Regions from separate parts of the Homo sapiens genome. Here regions 1 and 2 are each linked to region 3. Evidence: chromatin loops called from intact Hi-C (ENCODE). Cell type or tissue: ascending aorta. All regions are shown on one strand. Each heading gives the region's core, and the rest is flanking DNA. Links, peaks and the distances in the headings are about the cores only. Region 1 has its middle 36 kb from the start of LMX1A. Region 2 has its middle 19 kb from the start of LRRC52-AS1. Region 3 overlaps UCK2 (uridine-cytidine kinase 2).

Region 1 (6,641 bases), core at 802-5,801, 520 kb before region 3:
ACTTGTTGTGGGACCATGGGCAAGTGACTCGGCCTCTCTGAGACTCCTCTTCAATTGTAATATAAAGATACTAAGATTAGCTAGAGAAAGGAACTTTCTACTCTTCCTAATCTCACATACTCATTTTAGCCCAAAGATGAAGGGCTCCTGCTTTTCTACTGGACATAAAAGTCCTTGATGAAATCCTTTGGCTTCCCTGTCCGCACTGTCACTTGCTCCTCTTCATAGGAGAGAGGTAACTAGTCAGATTGGTGAGATTAAGAAAAGCAGCCATTTGTTCAGCCATGTTTCTGCCTTGGGCAAGGTGGAGGGGTAAAATCTTGACCTGTTGCCTGGACCTGCATGTGTTGAAGTTCAGTGAGCCACATGCTTCCAGGACCCATGGGATGAATCCCTGAACAGGGGCACTCTCACCACAGAAGGTCCCCATTCTTCAGCTTCTCCACCTGGGAAAGCATAGGTAAGTCAGGTCAGCCCTGCACTGTGGACTTGGACATCTGTAATTCAGGAAGGGAAGAGGGTAGAAAAGCCTGTCATGTTCTCCATTCAAGATCGGTCTCTTACAAAGCAAATACTTTGATCCCCACCTGGCTCCTTGAGTCTGTTGTTAGGTTAATGAGAAAATGATTCTGGGACCTTTGGACGAAGGAGATTCCTCCAACAAGACCCCAAAATTGCAAACCATAAAGTGAGAAACGGATGGATTTGACCACACCAAAATTAAAGATTCTGCTGGAGTGAACAGATGGTATTAGATTGGGAGAAACTACTTGTAACATTTCTGTTATAAAACAGCAGAAATTTCTCATAGTTCTGGAGACTGGGAAGTCCAAGATCAAAGGACTAGCAAGTCTGGTTTCTGATAAGGGCCCACTTCCTGGCTCATAGATGGCCAACTTCTGATTGTGTCCTCATGTGGTGGAAGGACCAAGGGATCTCTCTTGAGTCTCTTTTATAAGGGCACTAATCCCATTCTCTGCCCCCATGATCACCTATCAAAAGCCCCACCTCACCCATTGCCTTAGGGGTTAAGATTTCAACATTTGAAATGGGGAGGAGGGACATAAACATTCAGTCCATTGCAATATATAGTAAGCACTTGCCCCTTCTAGGCCAGGCCTAAATTGTAATTCTTTTAAGATAAGCAATAGAACACACATAAGAAATCTGAATGGCTAATAAGGAAAGAGAAGATCCCAACCTTTCTAGTAATAAGAGAAAGACAAATCAGAGAAAGACTTTGTATGAAGCACACTGACAAAATTAGAAATTTGAACTATAACAAATGCTAAGAAGGATGTGTGGAAATGAGACCCTTATGCACTGGTGGGAGTATATACTATATATATATATAGGTGCAAATGTTTGGAAAACAGTAGGAAAGTACAGTGAAACTGGGTATGTGGATACTCTGCAATTAGGCAATTCCTACTCCTGGGTATACACCCCAGAGACACTCCCATACAGGTAAGCAAGGAGACGTATGCAAGAATGCCTGTCATGGTAAAGAGCTGTCAGCCATCTACGTGTTTACTGAAACACTGTGCAGCAATTAAAAGGAACTGGCCAGAGTTACACAGAGCATCGCTGATGGATGGCAAAGCACAGTAATGAGAGAAACAAAGAAGAATGGATAAAATGAAACTGATACCAAAAAAGTCATTCGTATACAGTTTTAAAACAACAAAATAATACCATATAATTTCCATGGATGTCATGTATAGAAATAAACCTTTGGAAGGTGGATTTTCAAGGACCCACTAGAAAAAAAATAGGAACTTGGAATCTTTGGGGAAGATTTGGATCTGAGATAGCAGATGACAGGAGAAGAATAAACAAAAGAGGTAAATTGGATGGTCTGTTTTGCCATCAACTGAGATAGATAAACTCAATTCTGCTCACCTGGGATTAGAAACCATCTTTATAAATCTATATATATATATTTTTTGAAACAGGGTCTCACTCTGTCACCCAGAATGGAGTGCAATGGAGCAATCACGGCTCACTGCAGCCTTGACCTCCTGGGCTCAAGAGATCCTCTCACCTCAACCTCCCGAGTAGCTGAGAATACAGGTGTGCACCACCATACCTGGCTAATTTTGTTTTTTGTATTTTTTGTAGAGATGGGGTATTGCTATCTTGCCCAGGCTTATAAATCTATCCTTTAACAGCACACTAAACCCATAGCAGGTGTTCAACTCATAATTATTTAATAATTTTTTAATCTGTGTGTTTTATCCTTCAGATCCTGGGCTTTCTAAGGAATAGGACTTTTTCAGCGTTCTCTCTGAAACCAGTGCCCAGAGCTTAGGGTGAGCTCCTGCTTTCATGTAAGGTAATGAAGTAGAATGTCAATCTATCTCTAAAAGACATTATTGATTTGATGAGGTAGAAGGAACTTTAGAGATTATCTGGTTAGAATCTTTGATTTTACGGAAGAGAAAGCTGAAGGCCTGAGAGGTTTAGAGACATGCCTAGGTCAGACAACTCACCTGCCCTCTAACTCCCTGTCCCCTGCTCCTTCCACTGGGCCACCTGCCATCAGCATTGCTCCTCCTAAGGGCATTGCAACTTCAGCTTGCTGTGAACACCCACATCTGGCTCTGCAAATTTGGGAAGGGCTGATCTGGCACTTTTGTACTCTGCATGACAACCAGGAAAAGAACAACAGAAAATTTCCCTAAAACATCTCCCCATTAAAAGCTCGCATTTAGCCATTCTCAAATATCTCAAATTCTACCTGTGGGAAAGAGGTCTGACTGTCATGTTGCTGTGGGAACAATATTGTTGTACAGAGTGGTCACCCGCTTTGAAGAACCAGTCCTGATGTGGCATTAGCCTTCGGCTTTGTATGTGATGCCGGTGAATTGGCAGTTACATACCTGTGTCCCCTTTAGCTAGTGGGGTGGCTGACAGGTGAGGAGGAGGTTGTTCTTTCCCAGCCTGAACCTGACTCCTTTTCATGCATTCTCTATGGGATGCTCCAACCATTCCCCCTTGAGATTCCTCTTCTAAGCCCATTTCCCGAGTCTGAAGTAAACACTCCATTGAGTGAGTATCTGGCTAAGGGCACCCTTTCCTCTGAGTCTATTTGAAGTTCATTTCTCAAACTACTCTTTTTGTTTTCAATTTTTAAAGTCCCTTCCCTCTCAGTCCTCCTGGAAGCGGCTTTCTCCGGGATGTGATGCCCCTGAGCGGACAGCAGAGGGCGCCCATGCCTAACAATCTTCCCGCACAAAGTGTGCAGCCGGGAGGGGCAGGTTGCAAGAGTCCCTCGCAGCTGCACAACCCAAGATGCCTCCCCTGGGGAGGCTGGGCGGGGCCAGTTCCTCTGTGGTCTGTGGTCTGTGGTCTGTGGTCAGAGATGGTTGTGTGCGCCAGCACTGTCACGGGAGACATTTCCATGGAGTTTTCTGTAGAGGAGGGTGAAAGCTGCTCTTCCTGGCTGGGAAAGAGTTTGGGTCTCCAGTTCTCTTCATAAACTAACAAACCTCTTATTCAAATCTGCCTTCCCTGCCTGCCTTCGGAGAAAAGGGGTTTGTGCCTTCCATTCCACTCCGCACTTAGCCCCTCCCAGTAACTCCTTAATTAATCGTGTAGCTGCCGCCCCAAGCTTTCTCCTAGTGGAAAGGCATTGTTGATTTATTGCCTGAAGCCTTGAGATCGTTTGGCTCCAAGACCCAGTTCTTCCAGAGCCTGAGTCAGTTTTTTTGAGTTACAGAAGTGGTGGCAAATTTTCATTCATAGAGGGTAGATTTGGTTTTTAAAAATGATCAAATGCCATTCAGCTCCAAATCTCTTGAGCAATGTAGGAAATAAAGCTGAGAATATGAATGTGCCAGCCTGGGCCCTGGTGTATGCTGGGTTCCGGATTGATGGGCATGTTACATGAACCTGGACCAGGAGATATGTTATAGTTGTTGTTATTTAATAAGTCTTTACTATAGAATCATGAGATCATGTATCTTAGGTGGCCTTAAACCAGCTCTGAAGACAAATGTAAAAGGGAACTATCCAAGGAAAATATCACTGTAGTAAAACTCCTGAAGGAGATGTTAGCTAAATGTTGGTTTGTTTATCCAAGTTCCACATTTATTAAAAAACACCATCCCTTATTATTTTATGTTTGTTCTTCATATATACCAATCCCTCAACCTACAAATATTTCATGGGCACAGAATATAAAAAGTTCACTGAGGGCCGGGCATGGTGGCACACACCTGTAATCCCAGCTACTCGGGAGGCTGAGGCAGGAGAATTGCTTGAACCCAGGAGACGGAGGTAGCAGTGAGCCGAGATTGCACCATTGCACTCCAACCTCGGCTGAGACTCCATCTCAAAAAAAAAAAAAAAAAAAAGTTCACAAGGATATAGGCCCAAAGGTCTTGAAGTTGAGTGGCACTGGCTCTGCATCTGCCATGAGAGTAGCTGAGTTCCCCAGGCTACCACCGTGTGTGTCCCAAGACAAGCCATTGAATCTCTAGAGTCTCAGTTTCTCATCTTTAACATGGAGACCTCAACAGCTCCCCTGCCCAGTGAAACCCCATCTTTACTGAAAATACAAAAATTAGCGGGCATGGTGGCACACACCTGTAATCCCAGCTACTTAGGAGACTGAGGCAGGAAAATTGCTTGAACCCAGGAGGTGGAGGTAGCAGTGAGCTGAGATCGTGCCACTGCACTCCAGCCTGGGCTACACAGTAAGACTCCATCTCAAAAAAAAAAAAATCACTGAGGATATAGGCCCAGAGGTCTTGGAGTTGAGTGGCACTGGCTCTGCATCTGCCGTGAGAGTAGTTGAGTTCCTCATGCTACCACCATGTGTGTCCCAAGACAAGTCATTGAATCTCTAGAGTCTCAGTTTCTCATCTTTAACATGGAGTCCTCAACAGCTCCCCTGCCTTCTTCTCCAAGGCCAGATTACCACCACAGATCTTCGTGTGTGCTTTGTGAACTTCAAAGTGCTGTAGGTGTATTGTTGCTTAGGATACCTTGATCCTTGTGCTTTCTGCTTTTTTCCATTGTAAGTTCCCTGAACGCAAAGAACATGCCTCAAGTTCTTGGGCCATTGCCCACTGTGCCCATGAAGGGTAACTTGGCAGTCAATGGAGACCTCATACCTTATCTTAACATCCTACCCAGGACAGGTTTTCTGGCTCAGGGCTCCAGTGGGGAGGCTCCTGGGCTTGCTATGGGAACACACCACTTTCAGTGGGCTGCCGTGTACTGGGAATGAAACCAGAGGTGCCAATTGCACTAACATGTGTTGAATGCCAACTTTGGGCTGGGCACTCCATTCAAAGATGTTGTGGATATGCAGTTGAATCAGACATGATCTCCTGCTCTCAAGGAGTTTACAAGTAAAGTTGATAGCGTATACAACGAGTCAATAATGCAACGTGCAGTGCTGAATGGGTTCCCAGTGGAGACACAGAATAATGATAATGTTACAAAGATGGAGAGATCAGGAGGAGCTTCACAGAGATGTGGCCTTTGAACTGGTCTTAAAGGATGAGTAGGACTCAGGTAGCTACAGCTGGTGAAGGAGTCATGCCAGGCAGAGAGGAATGTCTGAGCAAAGACGTAGACAGCAGGTCATTTGAGAAATAGCTAAATCAGCTGGAGGTGTGTGTGATGTACAGAAGGAGAGAGCTGGGAACTTTTTCTTTGGGGCCTAGCCATGGACAGCCTTAATTGCCCTGATAAAAAGCTGGGGCTTATCTCAGAGGCAGAACTAAATCATAACAGCTGATGCTTTGGGCAGATGGACTCAGACAAGCCATGTAGGCTATTCCAGAGGCAGAAGTGAAAATGATGTTGCTAAGTCTGAGAGACTGGTAACCAAAGAAGGCAAAGTCAAGCTGGTGCATGCCTGGGGCCTGGGTTTTTACAAGTGCAGCTGGTATTGCAAAGCCTCTACAGTCAATGAAATGCAAACAGAAAAGCTTTATGCTTTTCCAGCCAGTCTTCAAACCAACTCTCTGCTGTTCCCACTCCTTGCCTATTAACAGTACTTCAGGCAAAGCCCAGAATATCTCATTTCAGTAGTTATAAAGTCTGGTCTTAACCAAACTTAGTGGTCAATTCTTTCTCTCTGCCTCTACCTTCTTCCCCCTCCTTCCTTTTTTGGGTCTTCCTTCACTCTCTACCAGGGAATTGGGCCCTGGAGAAAGGATGAGAAGAGAGAGAAGTGCTCTTAAGTACGTGGTGCTGTTGATGCCTTCCATGTGGCAAGTATCAACAGGTGGGTCTTCTTAGTGCACATGGTGAGCTTTCAGGAGGCCCCATGGGGAACTCTGTGCTGCGAGCTAATAGGTATGGGCAGCGAATGCTCTGCTTGACCCCTTAGTTCCTGCCCACAGCAGTTCAACCCACAGCCTCCTACTGCGGGAGTCCCCTTGCCTTGAGAGGCCACTCTGTTGGTTTGGTACCTTCGGGATATTCTAAACACAACTTTTTTCCAGGGAATTCACTTGGCCCACAGAAAATGCCATATCCTGGACAAACGAAGTACAGGGAGGGGAGCGGTGGGATACAGTGCTCTCCCTTTCCTTCCCCACTTACACCCTCACAATGGGCCCCTGTCCTCAGAGGTCTCTATCAAGAAGAGACATCCATCTCGATGCTCACGGTAGCTCAGG
Region 2 (6,641 bases), core at 1,065-6,064, 310 kb before region 3:
GCCGACCTTTTCAGAGCTTACTTATTTTAAACAATTACACTGACTCATAAAATAAAAGTATTTCTTGTGCCCCGGTCAAAAGCAAGTGGATTTTTACTTTAAGGGTGAATAATAAGAATGCTTTGGGGATGACGAATAAAAGGGCTTCCCCCGGCTAGCCGAGGCGGAGCCATCGGGGATATACCATCTCTCCTCGTCGATCTGGAAGGCTTTCTGAAGGAACTGGGGTTTGTGTCCCTGGCACGCCCGGGACCTGCGTGGGGCTCAGCGCGCTGCCAGGCGACCTCAGCAGCCCAGAGCTTCAACGGTTGCTGTGGCAACAGGCCGCCCAGAGCAGCAGTCAAAGTCCCTGCGTGAGCGACTGCACTTCCCAAGCGCGGAGAGTCTGCCCAATGAGTTCCGCCCTCTCTAGCGCGCTTTCTGTGATCCACCAATCAGGCTCTGCCACGCCCGAGCTGAGTGGTCAGCTTGCCTGGGAGGGCGGGGTTAGGGTGCAGAAACAGGACGGAGAAGGGGGCTGTATTTCCCCTGGCGTGTGAAATGGATGTTAGTGACTAAAGCTCAATTTTCCAGTTAAGGGAGGAGCCGAGACTTTTAAGTCGAGTGTTCCTGTGGGGCCAAAAGGATGGTTTCAGAGAAATCCCAGGAAGTGAGAGTGCTGGGATATGCGAGGGGCCCACGGAGCCCTCCCCTGCGTGTCTGAGATCACACCCTGCGGGTACCCTGCCGTCGTGTGCTGAAGGAGGTGACTGGATCTCGACTCCAGAGTTTGCTCCTGAGATCGAAAAACAAAACAACCCAATAATAGTAATGACAGCCCTGGGTGGGGACAGTTGCAGCAGGTCTCATGAGAAACTCACTAATTTTGTAGGTTCAGGGAAGGCGTGGGCATGTTGGTGAAGTAAGGTTCTGAGTGGAAGAAGAAAATGCTGCTTCTGGGGAAGAGAATACCGTCAGAAGGAAGGAAAGAAAGGAGGGAGTGGGAGGGGAGGGGAAATCAAGGGAGAGGAGAAGAGGGGAGGAGGGAAGGTGAGGTGAGGTGATTGGTATTCTGCCAATCCCATTCTGCACACTAGTGAGACCTAGCAAGGACTAGAGTTTCAGGGGGAAAATACGAGAATAATGAAAGATAACAGAGAGGAAAGAAAAAAGAAATAATTGAAAAGTTTGAAAGAAGAAAGACAACAGCTGAACCAATGGAGGTGAAAATAGAAGGAAATGAAAATTCTGCAAGCTTTTGTTTCATGGATAAAAGGACTGTATTTTCTGGTCCATTATCAGGATACAAGATGGAAAAAAAAGCTATTGAACTTGTGGAGAAAGTGGCTGGTTTAAATTAGTCCTGTCCCTGAAAATCCAAGCTGCGTGTTTGTCAGTCTTATGGCTGATTTAACTCATAGGCCCAGGAGAGAAAGGATAGAAGGAAGCCTGAATGACCAGCAAAGAATCTGCATCCAATCAACACTCAGAGCATGTATGCTACATTCTTCAGAAACCTTCAGGAGTCATAGACTGTGGTCAGTTCTTCGTCAGAATTATTTTAGATTTACTTCAGTTGTTTTTTCATCAAATGCACATAAAACATGGAATTGTTCTTAGCTGTGCAGACCTTGTCTATTTTCTGAAAGGAAAAACAATGTTAATTTTTAAAGCCCTACATACATTACATCTTTGTACTTTTCAAATCATTGTGTCACCCCCTTCCCTTCTCTTTTGAAGGTGCCTGGCTGAATCTCTCCTATTCTCACAATGGCTTTGCCTCCATTCTGCTGAAGTCGCTTCCCATTGCTCACATTATTATACTGTTTTTACTTCACTTCCAAGCTTGTTTCTGACTACACAAAGGGTGCTGTAATTCTGAGTTCCCTATATATAGAGTTGCTTTTCCAGGAACATTATTAATAAAAGGAAAGGTCTTCCTTTTCCATTATGGAGATATACCCATGTTACGTTGTGCTTTGATGATCTGGGCTCTGACTTATAAAACCAGTGTTACTATAATTTTCACATCTTTGAGCAGCTCTGCCCAGTCAGTTCCCCATAGGTCCCTCGGGAGTTTTTCTTGTTTTATTTTTGAATCTTAGCTGGAATCTATCTTCATTAGGAGTCTAGCGTCTTGTTCTCCGTAGAGCTCTGAAATGGTATAACAGAGAAAGGGGTACTAGAAACAGCAGGCTGACTCTCTTTAATTTTCTTTTTCTTTTTTTTTTTTTTTTTTTGAGACGGAGTCTCGCTGGTCGCCCAGGCTGGAATGCAGTGGCGCAATCTCGGCTCACTGCAAGCTCCGCCTCCCAGGTTCACGCCATTCTCCTGCCTCGCCCTCCCGAGTAGCTGGGACTACAGGCGCCCGCCACCACGCCCGGCTAACTTTTTGTATTTTTAGTAGAGACGGGGTTTCACCGTGTTAGCCAGGATGGTCTCGATCTCCAGACCTCATGATCCGCCCGCCTCGGCCTCTCAAAGTGCTGGGATTACAGGCGTGAGCCACCGCGACCGGCCGACTCTCTTTAATTTTCTAACAACTCAAATAGAAAGTTTTTTGGCTTCTGCTGTTTCCTGACTCTTCCTTTCCTCTTTTCATATAGCTGGTCTACCTTACTGATGTTTCAAGTCACTCTAGCTGCTAGAATTTAGGTGAATTATATTTCAGGCTTTCAAGCCATTTAAGGGGACAAGGAAGATTGTTAACGTCTGGACCTCAGATCCACTGGCCTTAAGAGCTCAGTATCACTCCCCACGATGTTGGCAGATTGGTGTATGTTGTTCTCTGATGTTACCTTGTAGCCATCTAAATGGCTCTCTGCATGCTAAACCTTGGGGAGGAAAGGCTCAAATAGGGTTCACCTTCCCTAACTCCTACTCTTCCATCATTTTTTAAACTATCACAATATCCTGGACATTCTTATTCATTGCTGAATCAGTATAGTTTGAGTGTTTGGAAAAGAGGCGGTGAGAGGAGAACAAAGATGAGTGGAAAAAGCTGAAGTGAAAGCCTTTTCTCAAAAGCTCCTAGTCAGGAGAAGTGACACTGTAGGGCAGACAACTCTAGAAATAGTAGGATACACAGAGGAAGGGCCAGAGTTCAGACGTATGTGAACTCGATGTTGTAAATAGAACATGGGTATAAGGAAGACAGAACACTCTAGTGGTTGCTGGCACAAACTCCTGGGTTCTGATTTCCACTGTGGTGATTACTATGTGGTGACCCTAGACAAGTTACTCAACCTCAGCTTCCTTGTCCGTAAAAGGGGGATACTAATGGCACCAACTTCACAGGGTTGTTGTGACAATTGAATAGGTTGATTATATAAAGTGCTTGGAATAGCATCTGGCATTTGGAAGTGCTAAATAGGTATTAACTATTATTATTCTAGAGCCATAATCCCAAACCCACAGCAGCTTGCCACCACAGGAGTGTCTCTGATACAACCATTCTTTGAGCAAAGACAGTGGGGCATTCTTTCTCATAGTTACTTGTTCTTTTATTGTTATAGGCTCTACTTGGTGTCCAGGACATTAATTAAGCAAACAAGCTTTTGCTTAGAATTCAGTAAAAGCATCATAATCCATTTTCATTTCTACTTTAATACAAGGGTCAGTATGAATTGTCATCCATTGATAGTGGAAATTCTCTACAATAGCTTCTCTATGAGTATGTTAGCAGCACAGTGGAAAAAGAAATATATGAGAACCTTGACTGCTTTCCACCTCTTTCTCTCGTAACTTTCAGTATTCCACAATCAATTCCTTCCACACTACCAAGGAGAGTCCAAAGAAATCAGTGTCCTGAGATCCACCACTGAAATTAAGCATTGCTGTGGGTGAAACTCAAGTGACGCTGACTTTCCAGGATATAGGAGTAATTAGAAATATAAAGTGAATAAGAGAAGGTGGAACATTTGATGAGAAGTGATAAGTGGCCACAAGGTGGCATAGGACAACAGCCACAGAGCACTCCCTTCCTCCCAAGTGACTCCATTTTGCATAAGGGCTCTGTCTCTGCTGCCCTGCCCTCTTACAACTTAGCACCCTTAAAAGCTGTCTTTGCAAACACCCTCGTGCCTTTCTTCTCCCACATTCCGTAGTCAGTGGTCCTCTTTCCCTAGTTCCTCTTTTCTTTCAATAGGTCTCAATTCTCATTGTTTCAGCATGGATTCCCTTTACTCGCAGGTGACCCTGCTTGTTGGTCCTGTACTCGGCAATTCCTCCTTCAGAAAAGTGAGCTCGGCAGGGCACGGTGGCTCATGCCTGTAATCCCAGCACTTTGGGAGGCTGAGGCCAGCAGATCACGAGGTCAAGAGATTGAGACCATCCTGGCCAACATGGTGAAACTTCGCCTCTACTAAAAACACAAAAATTAGCCAGGCATGGTGGCAGGCACCTATAATCCCAGCTACTTGGGAGGCTGAGGCAGGAGAATCGCTTGAACCCAGGAGGCGGAGGTTGCAGTGAGCCAAGATCACACCACTGCACTCCAGCCTGGGCAACAGAGTGAGACTCTGTCTCAAAAAAAAAAAACTAAATAAATAAATAAAATAGAAAAGTGAGCTCCTCCACTGCATCTCCAAGTCACACATTCAGTGGAATCTAAGTGAGGCATGCAGCAGAGTCCACTGGTTTGGCCATTTCACCAGTCACGTTGGGGTCCAACAGGGCTGAGTAACAGAAGGCTGTTGATTGACTTTATGTAATCTTCAAGAGTTTCCTGAGTAGTCAGTTTGAGTTTTTTAGATGATATGATCTTCTATAGAGGAAATAGATTAGGGCATTAAAATTGAGAAAGCAGTGCCTGACTGGATGTTTGTTAAGGAATTATTACCCAAAGACAAGTGGCCTAGGAGTCAGTAGACTGACCTGGATTTTAATCCCACCCCTAGCACATAGCTTGTATGTTTAGGCCAGTTAATTAATTCTATGAGTGGCATCCTTTTGTCCATAAAATGAGGGTAATATCCATCTTGTAGGATTTGTAACATGTAAAATATCTACTTCAATAAATGTTGGTTTCCTCTTTTTCCCTCATATGCAAAATGAAGGGGACTGGGCCAGGTGTTGTGGCTCACACCTATAATTCCAGCGCTTTGGGAGGCCAAGGCTGGAGGATAGATTGAGCCTAGGAGTTGGGGATCAGCCTGGGCAAGAAAGTGAGACCCCAACTCTACAAAAAAAAAAAATCAAAAAATTAGCTGGATGTGGTGACATGCACCTGTGCCTATGGTTCCAGCTACTCGGGAGGCCGAAGCAGGAGGATTGCCTGAGCCCAGGAAGTTCAGGCTGCAGTGAGCCAAGATCATGCCATTGCACTCCAGCCTGGGCAACAGAGTGAGACCCTGTCTCAAAAATAGTAGGGGGAGGAGGGACTGGACTAGATCTTTAAGTCTTTTCCAATGTTAATATTCTATGTTCTATACCTTATTACAATGATGACTCTCATAAATTAATGGAAGTCTGGCAGCAAGTGAATAATAAAGTATCTCCTGATTTTAGGGGAACAGGGGCTATCAAGAACTAAAATAGGATTGCTTTACACTTCTGTGAGCATTCTCTACAACTCCTTCCTCTCCAGACCTTTTGAAGAGGCAGAACAGTTTCCTGTCCCTCAATCAAAGACTACATATAAACAGGGAGTGGGCTGGGCATGGTGGCTCATGCCTGTAATCCCAAAACTGTGGGAGGCCAAGGCGGGCTGATCACTTGAGATCTGGAGTTCGAGACCAGCCTGGCCAACATGATGAAACCCTATCTCTATTAAAAATACAAAAAATTAGCTGGGTGTGGTGATATGCACCTGTATTCCCAGCTACTTGGGAGGCTGAGGCATGAGAATCACGTGAACCCAAGAGGCAGAGGTTGCAGTGAACCGAGATCACGCCACTTCACTTCAGCCTGGGTGACAGAGGGAGACTCTGTCTTTAAAAAAATAATAATAGGGAGTGGCCTCAGCCAAAGACATGGCTAGTTTAGAGTGGGAAGGGCTCAGCAACTTCCCAAAGCACAGGGTCCCAGCAGAAAGACTACCCTGTGATCCTTCCCTCAGGAGTGGCTTCCTTCCAGTGCCCCTATTACCTCCTCTTAGAGCCCGGAGACACTGCAAATGTCAGTGTCCAGGATGCTCTGGGTAGAAGTTAATGATTACTTGAGTCAGCTCTTTCTGCAAACCCTGATGCCTGTGCCTGGTCACTCCGAATCTGGAAGAGACACTGCATAATCTTTGGAAATTCACTGCAGTTATTTTCTTCATCTCCCAATAATCAACCTCAACAACATCCCTCAGTCCTAGGAACTTCCTAGATGGAGTTTGGTCTCTAGACTAGCTATGGGATATCATAACAGCTATGAAGGAATAGAATCATTTTGTGACTTTAACCTATTAGCCCTCTAGTACTGGCCTTAAACAGAGAGACAGGTTTAAAAAACAAAGCCCATGACTCAAGTTAAGGACTCCAGAGCCTGGAAACTCTCTCTCAGGATTGATACCTCTGTTGTTTTTTCAGGACTTAATGTTAGGAACATGGGTTCTCTATATTGGGGGAGTATTATGGAATGAATTGTGTCTCCACAAAATTCATGTGCTGAAGTCCTAACCTCAGAATGTGATTGTATTTGGAATGAGGGCCTTTAAAAGATAGTTAAGGTAAAAT
Region 3 (6,641 bases), core at 641-5,640:
TATGTGCCTGTTAAAGATTCCAGGGCCAAGAACTCGGCAGGCTGAGGAGCAGCTAGGTAGGTGGGTTATGCGGTTCAGGACTGCTTCTGGAAGGGACTGCCTGTACTTCTGTACCACCGTTGCCCTTTACACTTTGCTCAGGGCGGGGTGGGGGAAGCATTCAAACAAAACAAGGAAGGGAACTGTCTGGCAAAGCATAAGTGGATGCATCCAGAGCTCAGTCCCCTTTAATCTTTTGTCTCTGGGCGTTCTGCTGCCTTCCTCATACCGGGGACTGGCATTCCAGGTCAGCTTGGCTGTGGTCTTAGAGGCAGGGAGTGCCTACCCAGTCCTGCCTCAGGAGCAGGGTGAGTAGCTAAATACAGACTTAGGCTTTTTTTTCCCCCCTTTTAAGATGCTTGCTCCTCTCCCTTTTCTTTTTACCACCCTACCTTTATTGTTAGTGGTTACAAAGTGACCACATATTATGTACTTTGCTGTAAATAAAGACAGACAAAAAGGCTCTCGCCTTCTGTGTGATGCTTGGCCCAGAGCAGCGACCGAATCCTGGCTGTGTGGCCCAAGTGGCTCAGGAAGGGCCATGCTGTGCATGTGTGGTGTAGATGTCACTGGGCCTGCTGTCACGAAGCCTCATGATCCTGGGGTGTATGTGGGGCAGACCCCAGGCCTCACCTGGGCTCAGATACTGGTTCAGGTTAGTGGACTTGCAGTTCTTGTCAAGTGGGAAGCCCGGGCCAGGGTTTCTGGGAGCCTTTGGTTCTTAGGACAACCTGGCGCTATGTTCCCCTGATTCCATCCAGTTTACCTGGCCTCTGCCCCATTGCCTTCCTTAGGCTGGTGACCCAGCCCCTTCCTTGCTCAAACAAACCCTTTTAAAGTAAACTTTTTTGAGGGAGATGGGTGGAAGATGAGGAAAGTTTACATTATAACAACACAAACAGTTCCATGTTGTCCACACGCAGTGAATGGATGTATGTGTGTGTCTATCCCTGTTTTTCAAAGACCTAGGCTACCCACCAAAGATAGATGATTGGCTTTTGTCAGGGTGTGGTGGCTCATGCCTATAATCCCAGCACTTTGAGAGGCCAGGGCAGGAGGACTGCTTGAGGCCAGGAGTTTGAGACCAGCCTGGGCAAGAGGGTGAAACCCCATCTCTACTAAACAAAAATTAGCTAGGTGTGGTGGCACATGCCTGTAATCCTAGCTACTCGGGAAGCTGAAGCACGAGAATCACTTGAACGCAGGAGGCAGAAATTGCAGTGAGCTGAGATCACACCGCTGCACACCACTGCAACAGAGCAAGACTGTCTCAAAAAAAAAAAGGAAAAAAATACGGCTTCTCTGTTGTTTGTGGTGCCCTATCCCCTATCAGCTTGCCACCTTTCTTAGCTTCTCATTCAACTCTTCTACCACTGCCTACCAGGCACCCAATGACTGTCATTGATGAGCAGAGCCATTTTCTTTCTAGCCACTCACTCCACTCTGACAGGTGCAACCCCATCTGTGAATTTAGCAGGTTTTTAACAGGATCTGCCCTCAAAAGGTGGCTATTTTAAACAACACGCAGGTGCCCCTGCAAGAGCTAATGTAAGCATTGTCAACTTCTGGCAGGTGAAGACATTGTGTGTCACAGTGAGTGGCTTGCCTGGTGTCACACAGGCAGTGGTCGTGCAAGCCGGTGCTTAGCTGTGGTTCAGTTTCCCTCTGCACTGCTCGCAGTCTCACCTGTCCCAAGCCGACCACCTCTGGACTTTGATGCTTTGCTTGGGATGCCAGTTGGTTCTCACAGTGTGTTTCTGCACCTTTGTTGTAGTTAGAGGGGACCGTGGTACAGGCCAGTAATGCCCCAGAGTTGATTTTTTATTTTTGTCTCCCCACCCTTGTGTCACAACATCCTCTGAGCCATCCTCCAGCTCCACAGCTAGGAGGAGACGCCTGTTTGACTAGTGCTGCTTTAATCAAACCCTAATTGGGGCAGATTAAAAGAAACTTGTTAGGACCTGCTGAAAGGTTTTAAATAAGGGGTGGAGAAGGAGACTTGGGATGTGGGAAAGTGCTTTGAGAGGATGGAACCAGAGATGGATTTCTGTTATTTGGTGCTGGGGGGATGTTTAGATTTCTTTCTTTTTTTTTTTTTTTTTGAGACAGAGTCTTGCTTTGTTGCCCAGGCTGGAGTGCAGTGGCGCGATCTCGGCTCACTGCAAACTCTGTCTCCCAGGCTCACGCCATTCTCCTGCCTCAGCCTCCCAAGTAGCTGGGACTACAAGCGCCCACCACGACTCCTGGCTAATTTTTTTTTTTTGTATTTTTAGTAGAGACGGGGTTTCACCATGTTAGCCAGGATGGTCTCAATCTCCTGACCTCGTGATCCACCTGCCTCGGCCTCCCAAAGTGCTGGGATTACAGGCGTGAGCCACTGCGCCCAGCCTTTAGATTTCTATTTTAAAGCAGACTGTAATCAGATCACTTCCTAAACCCAGAATGAAGTAAAGCTACTTGCTAGATTTTGGATTGTGTGTGTGTGTGTGTGTGTGTGTGCGCGTGTGTATACACACACACACACACACACACACATATGCTTATAATTTTTTCATGAACTAAAATAACAAAATACCAAGTAAAAAAATGTGAGTTAGGACTAAACCAAGATATATGTTCTCAATTAAATGAATGGAGGTGAGGGGCAGGAGAATATGAAGTTGTGCCTTATACACACTCCCTTTTCATACAGTCAAATCCACGCTTAGCATTGCCTTTTCATATTAGGGTGTGTTTGGTCTAGATCCAATGGTGCCTATGGACTAGATCCAATGGTGCCTATGACATGGTGCCCAGAATGAAAACAGTGCAGGGTTTAATGCAGTGTTCACTGAATTCTGACTGTTCTGGTCCAGGGAAAGCCACCATGGCCTCTGCCTAAATAGCTCACATGTGATGGTGGAATTCTATGCTGAAAAGCCCAGGAGTTTTTCACCCAAGATAATTGTAGTTGTGGATGTTCTCAAGATTTCTCTTTATAATGGCATGTGCTTTCTCTTCTGTTTCTGAAATTTCCAGTTTGCATTGTAATGTTCATATTCACCTTTTCCAGCTCTCGTTACACTTTTCATTTTATCCTTAAAACAGTCCTGCGAAATATATAAGGAATGTGGTCATGCTCCAGTTTTACTGAGAAGGAAACTTGATTTAAACCCAAAGCAACTGCTGCGAAGTAGGACAGGCTGTATAGTCAGGTTGTCTGATGTGTGCCTGCCATCTAATGGTGGGATTCAGATTGCAACAGGAAGGTTGTTTTGGTTGCTGAACTTGGCATATGCTTGGCTACCATGGTTTATGAGAGTTGTTGGAATGTCCCTAGAAGTCTCTTTTTTTTCTGGAAAAAAAATTTTTTTAAGCGATGGGGCAGGTCTTGCTGTTCCCCAGGTGGGTCTTGAACTCCTGGGCTGAAGGGATGGATCCTCCTGCCTCAGCCTTCTGAGTAGCTGGGACTATAGGCATGCACCACAGCACCTGGCTTTTGGAAAATCTTTTATTAAAGTCTTCACTAGGGGAGATGGAAGCTGACCCTCTTAATTTCTCTATTGCTACCATCTGTTGTAGTGGTTCCACAAGATGGCCATCATAATCAGTGGGTGGGCTTGTTTAAAAACTTTAGTGGGATCCATTCCTGAGAATTCCAGGGAGGGAATTTTTTTTTTTTTTTTTTTTTTGATAGGGTCTTGCTGTTGCCCAGGCTGGAGTGCAGTGGCATGGTCATGGCTCATTGCAACCTCAGATTCCTGGCCTCAAGCGATCCTCCCACCTCAACCTTCTGAGTAGCTGTGACTACAGGTGTGCACCACCATGCCCAACTATTTTTTTATTTTTCTAGAGATGGGGTTTTACCATGTTGGGGAGGGAATCTTTTATAACAAACTGTACAGATGAATCAGATGAACAGGCGGGGTTGGAAATGAGGGGCCTTGTGTATTTAACCATATAGACCATTAAAATCTATAGTGTTCATTGTGTTGGGGATCCCATTTCTCCCAGAAATGTCCTATGTGTTGCTTAAGGAGCTCCCCTGCCTGCATGGAGACTGGAAAGAGGGTTTCGAGGCTGCCCCCAAGCCCATTCAAAGCCAGCACTGTTCTCTAAGGTTGTCAGACCCCAGGAGGTTCTAGGCTGGAATTTTCCTGGGAATGTTCCTTAGGATGTCTGCTAGAACTGGGGTGCTTTTAGAAGTTAGCGAGCCCAGTGGCCTTCAAACATGTTTTGGCTATGGATCCCTTCAGGAAATCTTACCTGAAGTTTCAACATGCAAATCAGAGGAAAGCAAAGCTGTGTGGTTGAAACTGGCAAGGGGTGTCTGGAGCCTCCCCTTAGCCTCTCCCTTGAGCTTGGAAACCATTTAAACCCAGGCTTCTCACTTCACAGATGACGAAATAGACCCAGAAGCAAAGTGACCAGGTCAAGAGCCCATTGTTGGGCTGTAGGTCTGCAGTGGATTGGATTAGGGCTTTACAGAGAACTGAACACTGTTTACAAGTTATGTTTGGTTAGTTGATATCCGCTGAGTTCTGTAAAAGGGACTCCACCTTCTCCTCAAGGACCTCAGTGTTGGCTGGCCTCAACCAAGTGGGGAGGTGGCTTGTTTGGGGAAATATCTCTGGAGTTAAACAGACCTGGATTAAAAACTTGGCTCCCTCACTTAATAGCTGGTCTTGGGGAAGCTGTTTGGCTTCAGTGTCTACATCCATAACCCAGGGCTAACCTCCTTGTTTTGCCTAGAGTATTGAATGAGACTTTACAGGTAGAGTGGCAGGACAGTGTTGGCACAAGAGCTGCCCAGTGAGTGGTGGCTGATTTTGTGCTTCTAGTCTATCCCTGGTGCTTGGGTTGTGGGTGAGGCTGTGTTGTCCAGAGATCTGGGAGTGGCTGGCTGGCTTGGGAAAGAATACCTAAACTAGACTTCTCAGCAGCCACTGCTAGAGCCCTGCCCCTAGGCTAAACTCAGCTGTTGCAGAGAAGGGTTTAGTAAAACCAAAGCAGGATATTTTGATCAGACATCAAATGGGTTTTAGAGCTTGGCCTACCCCTGGAGCTCTGTGCCTCGCAGGCTGAGACACACCCATTTCTGGGCCCTTTGCCAATCCCGATGCCCACTTTGGGGTGAGGTTGTGATATGGAAGTTTGGTTCGGGGATGGCGTAAGGAAGGATATCTGTTGCACATATTATTTAGTAATTTTAAAGGGATCCTACAATTTAATGGTGTGTGTTTCACCATTTCTTCAAAATAGTGAAAATCAAAAAGTCCTGGCATCAAAACGAAAGGGTCTAATATTGTGTCCTCTGATTCTTCAGCTAAAGGGGCTGCCTAGGGGGTCAGACAAGCTGAGGGACACTTGGCATCTTTAGTGAGACAGTCTACCTCGTGCCTGGAACCCCTTTAGGCCTAGTGTCCGCCTCTATTCAGGGTGTTCCAGTACCCTGGCTGATGAAAATACCCCATCTTTGTCAGTTGGGGTTTATATACATATATTTTGTGGGGGAGTGCCATGAACCCCTCTAGCAGGCTACAGAAGGACCCCTTCTCAGAATGTTTTTACATACATGAAATAACACCCCACAAATATCAAAGGAAATAAATTGCAGTACAGTTACCAAAACATAAAGACAAATCTGGGATATGGTAAGGTATGTGTTGCTTTAGTAACACGTCAAATAACAAGATCCAGCAGCAGGTCTAATATCTACCAAAATTGTGTGGTAGTGATGCACCTGAGTGATATTTTGCAATTCTGTAACAACAATAATGTGTTATGAAAATAACTGATTTCTGTTGCTGACAAACAAATACAGCCAATATTTCTATGATGCCTACAAATTGCCTTCATAATGGAAGCAATTGCTAACTTTCAGTTAGAGGATAGTGAAAAGATAGATGTCATTTTTCAAGTTCATGGATTACCTGAATTCTGCTCAGTGCTTTATCCTCAGGTTATGAACCCCTGTCCAGATCCAAATCATCCTAGTCACCTGGAGACTAAGTTAGACCGAAGATTTTCCTCTTTACCCTGTGTGTGGAATGAGCTGAGCCTCAGTCAGTGGTGCTAGGCTTCTTGTGAGATAATTGTACTGGCTCTGGCCAGTAGAAACAATTTTAAAACATTCTTGGAACCACTTTTAAAAGAGTAAAAGGCAGGACTGGGTGCAGTGGCTCGTGCCTGTAATCAGTGCTTTGGGAGGTCAAGGTGGGAGGATGGTTTGAGGCCAGGAGTTTGAGACCAGCTTGGGCAACATAGTAAGACTCCTGGCATCGTGGTGCGTACCTAGAGTCCTACTTGGGTGGCTGATGTGGGACGATCACTTGAGCTTGAGAGTTTGAGACTGCAGGAGCTGTGATCACACCACTGCATTCCTGCCTTGGTGACAGAGTGAGACCCTGTCACACACACACAAAAACAAAACAAAAAACTCAAAACAGGTGAAATTTATTTTTGCATTATATTTTATTCATATAAACTATCCAAAATATTATTTTAATATGTAATTAATATAAAATTATTCATGAGATTTTTGCATGCTTTTTTTGTACAGAGTCTTTGGTGTGTCTATTTTGCATTCATGGCACATCTCAATTTGGACTAACCACATGTCA

The links. A loop is a pair of places that touch in the nucleus more often than their neighbours do. Peaks named below come from ENCODE experiments on the same cell type or tissue, not always from the same donor. Only the 100,000 strongest peaks of a DNase experiment are listed, where the experiment ranks them.
Region 1: a loop joins it to region 3, with 11 times the contacts of the local background. A loop is called at or near these places in 95 of 110 quality-filtered maps.
Region 2: it touches region 3 in a loop (12-fold over the local background); 101 of 110 quality-filtered maps call a loop at or near these places.

The regions. Positions count from the first base shown.
Region 1 is chr1:165,389,866-165,396,506 of GRCh38, forward strand. No RefSeq gene overlaps it. Among named protein-coding and RNA genes, the nearest start is that of LMX1A, 36 kb to the left of the region's middle. RefSeq lists a silencer at 3,201-3,250 and an enhancer at 3,361-3,570. In ascending aorta, for the core only: a CTCF peak has its summit at 3,201 (motif pointing right); a DNase peak (open chromatin) is centred at 3,266; H3K4me3 peaks cover 366 bases.
Region 2 is chr1:165,597,878-165,604,518 of GRCh38, forward strand. No RefSeq gene overlaps it. Among named protein-coding and RNA genes, the nearest start is that of LRRC52-AS1, 19 kb to the left of the region's middle. RefSeq lists a silencer at 4,498-4,658. In ascending aorta, for the core only: a CTCF peak has its summit at 3,935 (motif pointing right); a DNase peak (open chromatin) is centred at 3,944; H3K4me3 peaks cover 102 bases; H3K27ac peaks cover 144 bases.
Region 3 is chr1:165,911,117-165,917,757 of GRCh38, forward strand. UCK2 (uridine-cytidine kinase 2) reads left to right here. Exons shown (of 7, transcript NM_012474.5): 7 at 1-502. Among named protein-coding and RNA genes, the nearest start is that of MIR3658, 6.5 kb to the left of the region's middle. RefSeq lists a silencer at 796-1,090. In ascending aorta, for the core only: a CTCF peak has its summit at 3,266 (motif pointing left); a DNase peak (open chromatin) is centred at 3,255; H3K27ac peaks cover 528 bases.